Regions from separate parts of the Homo sapiens genome. Here region 2 is linked to region 1. A link is an interaction called in ENCODE POLR2A ChIA-PET data of the cell type or tissue named here. Cell type or tissue: MCF 10A. All regions are shown on one strand. Each heading gives the region's core, and the rest is flanking DNA. Links, peaks and the distances in the headings are about the cores only. Region 1 overlaps LOC105370124 (a long non-coding RNA gene). Region 2 has its middle 62 kb from the start of RASL11A.

Region 1 (5,386 bases), core at 134-5,133:
TGGTGTGATCATGGTTCACTGCAACCTCAAATTCCTAAGCTCAAGTGATCGTCCTGCCTCTCAGCCTCCTGAGTAGCTGGAACTACAGACATGCCATGATGCCTGGCTAATTTTCAAATTTTTTGTAGAGATGCGGTCTCGCTGTGTTGCCCAGATGGGTCTCAAACTCCTGGCCTCAAGTGATCCTTCAGCCTCAGCCTCCCAAAGCGCTGGGATTACAGGTGTGAGCCACTGTGCCGGGCCATGCCTTCTCCTTTGTATGTTGAGCTAAGCATACACACTTTAAGTAGGCAGTGAGCCAGCTCTTCACAGCCTCATGACCTTGAACAAGTTGCATAGCCCTCCTAAGCCCACATTTCCCATTTGTAAAATGGCTAAAGTAATACCATCTTGAAAGACGTGAAACTCAACTGAGAAACTTAACCTCACACAGTTTGTGGCAATAATTCCCCAAATAGTGTCATCTAGAAATATGCTAAAACCCAACTGTAATTACCCAGATATTTATTGAACATGCGTTATGTGAAGAGCATCGTTATCAGTTGTTGCAAGGAATGTAAAGATGCCTAAGGCAATTTCCATTCTCATGGCGCTTTCCGATGTAGAAGAGGAGTTTTTGTTGTTAAAGGCTAGACAAAATCTATGTAAAATGTCCTTTGGGTTCAGAGAAAGGAGTTACCAGAGGAAGCCTGCTGTGGTTAGGAGTGCAGGTTCTAGAGGCAGATCACCTTCATGCCCCAGCCCCACTCCGGGTGTTATCCTGGGCACCCGCGCCTCAGTGTCCTTATCTATGAAACAGAGAGCGTTATGGATGCCTGCTTAGCTCAGTGTTAGGAGGATTCCATGAGTGAGCATTTAGTTGAAAGTGCTCCGTAAATGTTAGTAATTATCTGTTCATTCAGCACATATTTATTGAGTGCCTACTGCATTCAATTACCAAGAACAGCAAGTTGAGTGAGATTTTGTATATGCAGTTTGGTGAAGGAAACACAAATCAGTAATGAGTTGCAGGGATACAAAGTGTTGAGAGCCATAATGGGAGCATAAATAAGATGATGCAGGAACACCGGGAAAAGGCATCTAAATCATATTACTGAGCAGAAAAGGCCTCAGGGGAAATAGCACGTGAACTGAGCTTCCAAGAAGTCAGGGTTATTTAGATCAAAGATAGGGTGGAGGCGGGCGGCATTCTGGGTTTCAAGAAAACAGTCCATGAGAAGGCATGGTGGCACACACAAGCATCACACGTCTGGGAAGTACAGCTTTCATGTGGCTGCAGTACACTTGGCAATATTTGGCGAGAAAAGGAGGATTCTAATCCCCAAGGGCCCTTTTTATCCAGGTAAGGAGTCTGGATTTTCCTAAAATGGACATAGGGAACTTTTGAGGAATGTTAATGACTGATTTCTCACGATGACATTTTGGTAAGGTCATTTCAGTGGCAGCGGAGGAGGTAGATTGGAGAGGAGAGCCTGACTGGAAGAGAAAGACCCCTGAGAAGGTAGTAGGAATCCCATTGAGAAGGGACAGGAACCTGGACAAGGTGAAGGCACTGGGGTTGGAGGTGGGGGCTCGGGACTCCAGGTACTGAGGGCAGTCTAGGGCGTGGTGGAGAGTTTGCCATGGAAGTAAGCAGGAGGGAGTCTGCTCTTAACCACAAAAGTTGATGTTCTGCAGGGCTCTGTTCTAGGCAGTTTGCTTTGTTTAGACTCTTCTGAAACAACCATGTCTGCTCCCATGGCTTCAGTTATCATCGGATAACAGTGCCTACCAAACCTTTATCTCTAGCCCAGATCTCCCAGGTCCCAGGCCTGTGTCTCCAGCTGTGTCCCCTGTGCAGTTTTACCCAGTTATGACACAGACACCCCAGACTCAACTTGCTCTACCTACTTCCTGCCCCAACACTGACCTTCCTGCAGCTTCCCTCACCCTGCACGGTGCCATCATCCACCCATGTGCACCTGTCATTGGCTGGAAACCTTCCTTCAGTCCTTCATCTTCCTCCTGCACAGACATTCAGACATTGAGCAAGTTCTGTTAGTAGGACTGGCTCTGCAAACTCTCCTGAACCTGTCTTACCTCTCGTCCATTGCCCTGGTGAGGCTAGTCACCTGGGCCTCCTGCTCAACCTTTCTGCCTGCAGGCTTGGCCTTTACAAACACATTCTCACAGTGAAATTTGAGGGCTCTTTTTAAAGTGTACACATTTATTGAATAGATGCTGAAAGAACTCTCTGGCTTAAGACACTGCAGTGACTCCATGTTCCTCTGAGCAAAATCCATTTTCTTTAACCAGGTCCCTGAGAGCTCAGCTCCTAAACACCTCTGTCACTCTGTCTCTTGGTCTCTCTGTCTCGTCTCTCTCAGGCACACACACCCTCACCCTGTCTACAATCTGGGCATCTGCCATACTGACTCAGTCCCTGGAATGCATTGTGCATGAGCCCTCTCCCTGCTAAACCATGTGCATGTGTCATTTCTCCTGCCTGGAAAGCTCCCACCCCACCCCAACTTCTTACTTTGAAAACCCAGCCATCCTTCAGGTTTCAGCTTATGTCGCCACCTCAGGAAGTCTTTCCTGATTCCCTCCTGAGTGTTTCCACAGCCCCAGCACTTCCTCCGTCCCAGCACCTCCACACTGAGATGTGACTGCCTGTTGACCCGGCTGCCAGCTCATGACCTCACACCACCACCAGCAGACAGCCTCCCTACCTCAGTGGATTCCGCATTGTGAGGGCAGGGCTGTGAGCAATGTGTGCATCTTGTCTGCATGTGCCTAAGGAATAGCAAATGAATACATGAACGAGTGGGTAACTGGACTTCTCATTTCTGGCTTGGGTGACTAGTTAATAGCACCTACACCTAGAGAACAGGGGAGGATGAATTCCTATTGGGGAATGGTAATGTTTGATCTTGAACTTAGTGAGCTCCTGCTGGATTGAGTCCCTGGAAGGCAATGTGCGTGAGCCTTCTCCCCACTGAACATGTGCACGTGTCATTTCTCCTGCCTGGAGCACTCCCACCCCACCCCAACTTCTTAGTTTCAAAACCCAGCCATCCTTCAGGTTTCAGCTTATGTCTCAAGCTTCAGCTTATCTCCTGCTGGAGATGCCCAGCAGGTGGTTAGACACGTGGAGCAAGAGTTCAGGGAGGGCAGCGCTAACCATGGGCTTGGGAGTCATTAGTGTGGCATTGCTATTTGAAACCATTAATTTAGAAGAGGAAGTGTGTGTAGATTAAGGTGTACAGGGGGCCCTGATGGTGTCCTGGGGAACACGGAGGAGGTGCAAGTAGGAAACCCACAAGGCAGACAGAAAAGGCAGCAGGGAGAGACCCGGAAGAGAGTAGCCCACAGGGTCAGATGATGGACAGCCACGCAGGATAAGGATAAAAACATGTCCCTTGGATTTGACAATGAGGTCACAGTTGATCTGGGGGTGGGGGTGCGAAGCGCAAGCTAGATTGCAGAGATGTGACTGCGTGGGCAAGAGGAAATGGAGGGCTGGGCTGACCACTCCTTCCAGGAGCTGCCTGGGAAGGGGAGCAGGGAGCAAGTGAAGGGAGGGAAGGCAGGGAGTTGCAGCCCTTTGCACATTCCATGTTTGTAGGGTCTGGTATTTAAATTTTATTTTACAGTCCCTGTCATTGCTTTTTTCTCCCTGGTGTGGTAGAAACATCTCATTAGAGATAATTTAGAACACACAAGATATAAAGAAAAAAAATGCAACTGTAATTAACTCAGACAGCCAGTGCTGACATGCTGGTAAATTTCCCTCGAGTGTGTGTGTCCGGGTGTCCCCAGCCCTCCGTCCTGATGAAAGCACCAGGCCTGTGACATATGCATAGAAAGGGCTCAAACCCATCCCACTCGGGTGGGAAGTCTGGCCCCACTGCCAGCACCTCCTTCTTCCACACACATTATCTCTGGGGATTCTTGCTGGTTGGGGAGGTGATGAGGTTTCCTCCTAATCATTTTTTTTTTCTTTTTCAGATTTTCTAAATTTGCTGCCTTTTAAAAATCACTTTTGTGTGGAGGAAATGCAAGCCTTCTTATTTGCATTCCCTCCATCTGTCCTGTGTGTTCCAGCCATGTAGCAGTGAGCCGCTCCCTCCTAATCAGCCCCAGGAAGCCCTCTGACTCCCAAAGCCACTGTGCTTTTTTTCCTCATACATGGAGGGTTGCTCGGGGAAAATACATTAAGTAAATGCATGACTACATCCCCATGTCATTAGAATCCATCTTAATGGATGTATAATTTTCCATACATTGGTTATTTATTTGGTGGACATATGAGTCCATTTTCTATTCCTTAGAATAGAATATCTGAAAGGGGTAATTTGTAAGAAATGAAATTTGTTTCTTACGGGGCTGGAGGCTGGGAAGTCCAAGGTCAAGGGGGTACCTCTGGTGAGAGCCTTCTTGCTGGCAGGGACTCAGGTCCTGAGGCAGCAAAGGGCACCACCTGGTGAGGGGCACTTACTTGGTGGGGGGCTGTGGGTGCTCACATGCTAGCTCAGGTCGCTCTTCCTCTTCTTACTAAGCCACCAGTCCCACTCCTGTGATAACCCATTAACCCATGAATGGATTAACCCTTTCGTGAGGGCAGAGCTCTCATGATCTGATCACCTCTTAAAAGGCCCCACCTCTCGATACTGCCACATTGGGGATTAACTTGATACCTTAATTTTGGAGGGGAAAATGTATAATAGCCCATGGCTATGGTTTATTCCATATATCCATATATATATATATGTGTGTATATATATATCCATATATATGTGTGTATGTGTATATATATATATATCTCCATATATATATCTCCAACATGTATATACATATATATAATCCATCATATATATACACATATATATCCGTCATATACACACACACACATATATATATCCATCATATATATATATCCATCATATATATATATCCATCATATATATATCCATCATATATATATCCATCATATATATATCCATCATATATATATATCCATCATATATATATATATATATCCATCATATATATATATATATCCATCATATATATATATATATCCATCATATATATATATATTTTGGTGTACCCATCACCCAAGCAGTATACACTGCACCATATTTGTAGTCTTTTATCCCTTGCTCCCTCTCACTCTTCCCCACAAGTCCTCAAAGCCCATTGTATCATTCTTATGCCTTTGTGTCCTCATAGCTTAGCTCCCATGTATCAGTGAGAATATAGGACATTTGGTTTTCCATTCCTGAGTTACTTCACTTGGAATAATAGTCTCCAATCTCATCCATATATATCCATATATATGATGGAATACTACTCAGCCATAAAAAGGAATGAATTAACAGCATTTGCAGTGACCTGGATGAGA
Region 2 (5,386 bases), core at 71-5,070, 280 kb before region 1:
TAAACAATTGCATTCCGGCCTGGAAAATCTACCTGCTGATTTCACTGCCAGGCAAGGCGTCCTCAGAGGCAGCTGCCGCTTTCCACAATAGCACTGGTGATTTCATGAAATTGCATCTCCTGATTTTATTCCCACTTAAACTTCACTTGCTCATGCCAGTGACGGTGGAGAGACAATTGTCGCCTCCTACCCCACCTTCAGCTTAGTCATCTCAAGTGATTTACTTGTATATGCGTAATCACCCTCTTCTCAAAATGAAATAAAATAGGAAATCTGGATTCTATTGTTGAAGTGTCTCCTTACTACCTCGCCCTTTCTGGTTTCTTTTCTTTTCAGATGAATGCATTGCTTCTTATTCTTTTCCTCCTACTCAAAAAAGTCCACGCTTGTGTTCCTTTCAGAGTTTCCACTAGAAACCATACTTGTTTTCCAGAGCAACACTTCTCCCATTTTTTTTTTTTTTTTTTGCCCAAATGCCTGAGCATTTGATTAAGCCAGAAGTGGTTCCAGGATTAAAAATGAAAGGTTTCTGGGTTTCAATCAGAGACTAAGTTGTTCACTTTTTTTTTTTTTTTTTTGAGACAGGGTCTCTCTGTCACCCAGGCACGTGCAGTGTCACGGTCATGGCTCACTGCAACCTCTGCCTTGTGGGCTCGGGTGATCCTCTTGCCTCAGCCTCCCCAGTAGCTGGGACCAAAGGTGCATGCCACTATGCCTGGTTAATATTTTTTTAAATTTTTTGTAGAGACAGTGTCTTGCCATGTTGGCCAGGCTAGTCTCGAACTCCTGGCCTCAAGGAATCCTCCCACCTTGGCCTCCCAAAGTGCTGAGATTACAGGTGTGAGCCATTTCACTCGGCCCCTAAATCTTAAGAAAATTCTGAGTTCTTGTTTTAGAGTTACTTGTTTAACTATTTGTGTTGTTTTGTTGCTGCTATAAAGAGTTTTTATAGCAGTTGAAACACAAGTAACTAGAAACAGCTAAGTTTACTAAGCTATTGGAGAGTGGCTTAGTAAAGCAGAGTATAAGTATACCAAAGAGCCAATGACACTAAATAGCCATTAAAAAGTGTGGATGTGAAAGTTGTTAAACATTTTTTTTTTTTTTTTGGACACAGAGTCTTGCTCTGTCGCCCAGGCTGGAGTGCAGTGGTGCAATCTTGGCTCACTGCAAGCTCCGCCTCCCGGGTTTACGCCATTCTCCTGCCTCAGCCTCCCAAGTAGCTGGGACTACAGGCACCCACCACCACGCCCGGCTAATTTTGTTTTTGTGTTTTTAGTAGAGACGGGGTTTCACCATGTTAGCCAGGATGATCTCCATCTCCTGACTTTGTGATATGCCTGCCTCCACCTCCCACTCCCAAAGTGCTGGGATTACAGGCGTGAGCCACCGCGCCCAGCCAACATTTTTAAAAGTCAGATTAGATAACCTGATCTCAGTTTTGTTGATATGTGACTAGATATATATATATGTATGTGTATATATATATATATATATATAAATGTGCTTAAAATGCATAGAAAGGGGACTGGAGAATTGCACATTGAGCAGTCTGTGGGAACAGAAACATTTGTATATCATTGGATCTATTACTAGAAGAATGTATTACTTATGTAATATATGTGTGTATATATGTATACATACATACATGCATATGCATGCAAGAGAGAACAGCAACTTCAAATTGTATAATTGTATTACAGTTCCACAATGCTTATAGGTTATACTTCCACTATTTATATAGTCGTATTATCACTCCTAGAGACTGATAATTGTTATTACCCTTTTTTTTTTCTTTTTTTTTTTTTTTGAGACAGAATCTCACTCTGATGCCCAGGCTGGAGTGCAGTGGCGCGACCTCCACCTCCTGGGTTTGAGCGATTCTCATGCCTCAGCCTCCCGTGTAGCTGGGATTTTAGGCACATGCCACCATACCCCAGTCATTTTTGTATTTTTAGTAGAGATGGGGTTTTACCATGTTGGTCAGCCTCGTCTCGAACTCCTGACTTAAGGTGATCCTCCTGCCTCAGCCTCCCAAAGTGCTGGGATTACAGGCATGAGCCACTGCATCCAGCCTTCTTCTTCTTCTTCTTCCTCTTCTTCTTCTTCTTCCTCTTCCTCCTCCTCTTCCTCTTCTTCTTCATCTTCGTCTTCGTCTTCATCTTCATCTTCTTCTTTTTTTAAACACAGATGGGGTCTCACTATGTCACCCAAGCTGATCTCAAACTTCTGGCATCAAGAGATCCTCCTGTCTCAGCCTCCCAAAGTGCTGGGATTACAGGCATGAGCCACCATGCCCAGCCATTACTACTCTTTAGCTTACAGACTTCTGGGGACTTTGTCTTTCCTTTACTGCAATTGTTCTCAACTTTGGATGCACATTAGAATCACCCAAGAAGTTTCAAATCTCAATGCCTCAGGCCACATCCTGGACCAATTTCATTCAGGATCTCAGTGGGTGAAACTGGCAGCAGCATTGTTTGAAACTCCCTGTGTGATTTCAATGGGTAATCAATGTTGAGAAACACTGCTTTATTCTGTAAACTCAAGAGCAGGATCTATGTCTGGTTGGTCTTTTTGGCTTCAAAGCTCCTAAGTTAGTGATGCATATTAATATATAATATAATGAAGAGATCTAGACTTTCCTATATTCCCAAAGAGACAACCAGGAATTGAGTAACATGTTAGAACTATCAAGAACACGGCACCCAACAGACAGCAGTCACACTCCTACACTCCTGCTGGTGTCTCCAGTGGGCCAATGGACCTCTTGGACATGCATATTTTTTGCAAACACACACACACACACACACACACACACACACACACACACACACACGCTGAGTTCTTCCTCTGTCCCTAAGAATTTGGTGTTGGCTTTCTTGGGTCAGGCGATAACCCAGTAAAGAAAAACAGAAGCCCTCAGCCAGCTGTTCCATTAATTGATGTCAACGAGAAGATCATAAAATTAATCTCTGAATCATCACTGAGCAGAAGGCCACCTGTCAGGAATCCCTCTTCCTCCTCATTCCTGTGTCCCACAGTTGATGACATGATTTTGGAGATAGTTTCAAACTGTAACTGGCCTTTCCTTGGGACTCGTTAAAAAGACCTCATGAAAAGAGAATGCTGAAAAATTGAAGTTCTTCAGATATATAGTCATCCCTCAGTATCCATGGAGGATGGGTTCTAGGACTTCCCTGGGCCACCAAAATCCAAGGATGCTCAAGTCCCTGATAGAAAACAGCATCATATTTGAATATGACTTACACACATCTCCCCAAATACTTTAAATCATCTCTAGATTACTTATATCTAATATAATGTAAATACTATGTAAACTGTTGCTGTACTGTATTTTTTAGGGAACAAATGACAAGAAAAAGAAGTCTATACATGTTCAGCACAGGTGCAATTTTTTTCAAATATTTTTGATCCAGAGCTGGTTGAATGCACAGATATGGAACCCATGGATACCCATGGCCAAGTGTATTCTGAGTTTTTTTGTAAGGATGATGCCAGAGGCTACTTCTTTCCACCTGCACAGCTAATGTTTCTGGCTTCAATGGTCTTATCTAAAACTTGATAGCTTTAAATATTATTGATCCCTGGCCCTACCAAGCTTGTTTTAAAAGGGTCAATGCTGAGGGCACAGGGTCTCTTTTTATCGGGCAGACACTTGGAATTGTCCATGCTTGACATGGCCCTCTGACCAACCCAAGTGGCTATATTAATTGTCTAGCTGTCAATCTCTGGATGACAAGATTTCAAGGGCAGAATGTCTGGCATATGAGTGGATTATAGTTCCATTCAAAATCTGTAATAGATTGATGCTGTAATTTCTAAAATAATCCATGCAACAGTGAATTTACCTCGTTCCTTCTTTAATTGTTATAAGATGCTTAGAATATTGTTCCATTTTCAAATATTCATAGGATGCTGTTGCTGTTGTTTTTCAATCCTGCAGGCCATAGCACCAAAAAAAGATTTTATAAAACTGTATCACTTACTAAACCTCTAAAATGAGTAATCCCATGTATTTTTAAAATCAAGATACTCCCTAATTATTTGGAATAGTATCTGCCTTTTATATCATTTAGGAGTACATGTATTTATGAGCTTACAATTCCAAACACAGAGAAATAATGGTATTAAATTCTAGTATTTTGGAGAAAAAATACATTAAATCAGTTATATTTTATAGATGTGATTTACATATGCAAGTCGATTCTTTCCTCTGTAACAGTATAAAAATTGCAAGCTTTTCATAGAGACAGAAACTGAAATTAAGAAAAAACTGGCCTGCCGCGGTGGCTTACGCCTGTAATCCCAGCACTTTGCAAGGCCAAGTGGGGGCAGATCATCTGAGGTCAGGAGTTCAAGACCAGCCTGACCAACATGGTGAAACCCCATCTCTACTAAAAATACAAAAATTAGCCAGGAGTCCTGGCGGGTGCCTGTAATCCCAGCTACTCAGGAGGCTGAGGCAGGAGAATCTCTTGAACCAGGGAGGCGGAGGTTGCAGTGAGCCAAGATCTTGCCACTGCACTCCAGCCTGGGCAACAGAGCAAGAGTCCGTCTCGAAAGAAAGAAAGAAGGAAAGAAAGAAAGAAAGACAGAAGGAAAGAAAGAAAGAAGGAAAGAAAAAAGAAGGAAAGAAGGAAAGAAAGAAAGACAGACAGAAGGAAAGAAAGAAAGAAGGAAAGAAAAAAGAAGGAAAGAAGGAAAGAAAGAAAGAAGGAAGGAAGGAAAGAAAGAAAGGAAAGAAAGAAAGAAAGAAAGAAAGAAAGAAAGAAAGAGAAAGAAAGAGAGAGAAAGAAAGAAAGGGAAGGAAGGAGGGAAGGAAGGAAAAGAAATTTGGTCCCTTTGGCATGTGTTCTCTTTGGATGGCATTTTCAGAGCCCATTATTACTGGACTGGCGTCTGCTCACCTGCAACACACGTGGCTTTGTTCATGTCAACTCTTGCACAGATTTCTTGCTTTGTTCATTCCTTTGACATTTCATTCATGGTTAGTGTGGTTTCTTTCATAGTAACTGTTTATCGAAGTCTGTGCTAAAACAAAGTTATCTCTCCCCTCTCTAGTTCTCCCAGAGGCTCTGCTTTTCCACTAGCCTCTGTCCGTTTGAGTCCATCCCACTCCTCCCTTCTGTCCATTCACTACTCATCCTTCCTGGCTTCAGAAATCTGGGGAGAGGCTGAATGGGAACCAGCATCAGTGTCCCAGGATAGGAGAAAGCCCTGTGCAGAATGATGGGTTAGGACCACCAACAGCAACACAAATGAGGGCTAGCCCCCTTCACTCTGCAGTCCACGGCATGCTACCTTCCATAGAGACACCACTCAGTAACCACCAGATAGATAAATGAAGGAACAATAAGCCAGT

What was found. Peaks named below come from ENCODE experiments on the same cell type or tissue, not always from the same donor. Only the 100,000 strongest peaks of a DNase experiment are listed, where the experiment ranks them.
Region 2: POLR2A ChIA-PET joins it to region 1 with 5 read pairs; 4 of 35 experiments call an interaction of 5 or more read pairs at or near these places.

Annotation. Positions count from the first base shown.
Region 1 is chr13:27,051,452-27,056,837 of GRCh38, reverse strand. It overlaps LOC105370124 (a long non-coding RNA gene), which reads left to right. Exons shown (of 2, transcript XR_941767.3): 1 at 1-1,342. Among named protein-coding and RNA genes, the nearest start is that of USP12-AS1, 71 kb to the left of the region's middle. In MCF 10A, for the core only: no CTCF peak of the experiment used is centred there; a DNase peak (open chromatin) is centred at 2,437.
Region 2 is chr13:27,329,740-27,335,125 of GRCh38, reverse strand. No RefSeq gene overlaps it. Among named protein-coding and RNA genes, the nearest start is that of RASL11A, 62 kb to the right of the region's middle. RefSeq lists an enhancer at 1-72. In MCF 10A, for the core only: no CTCF peak of the experiment used is centred there; no DNase peak of the experiment used is centred there.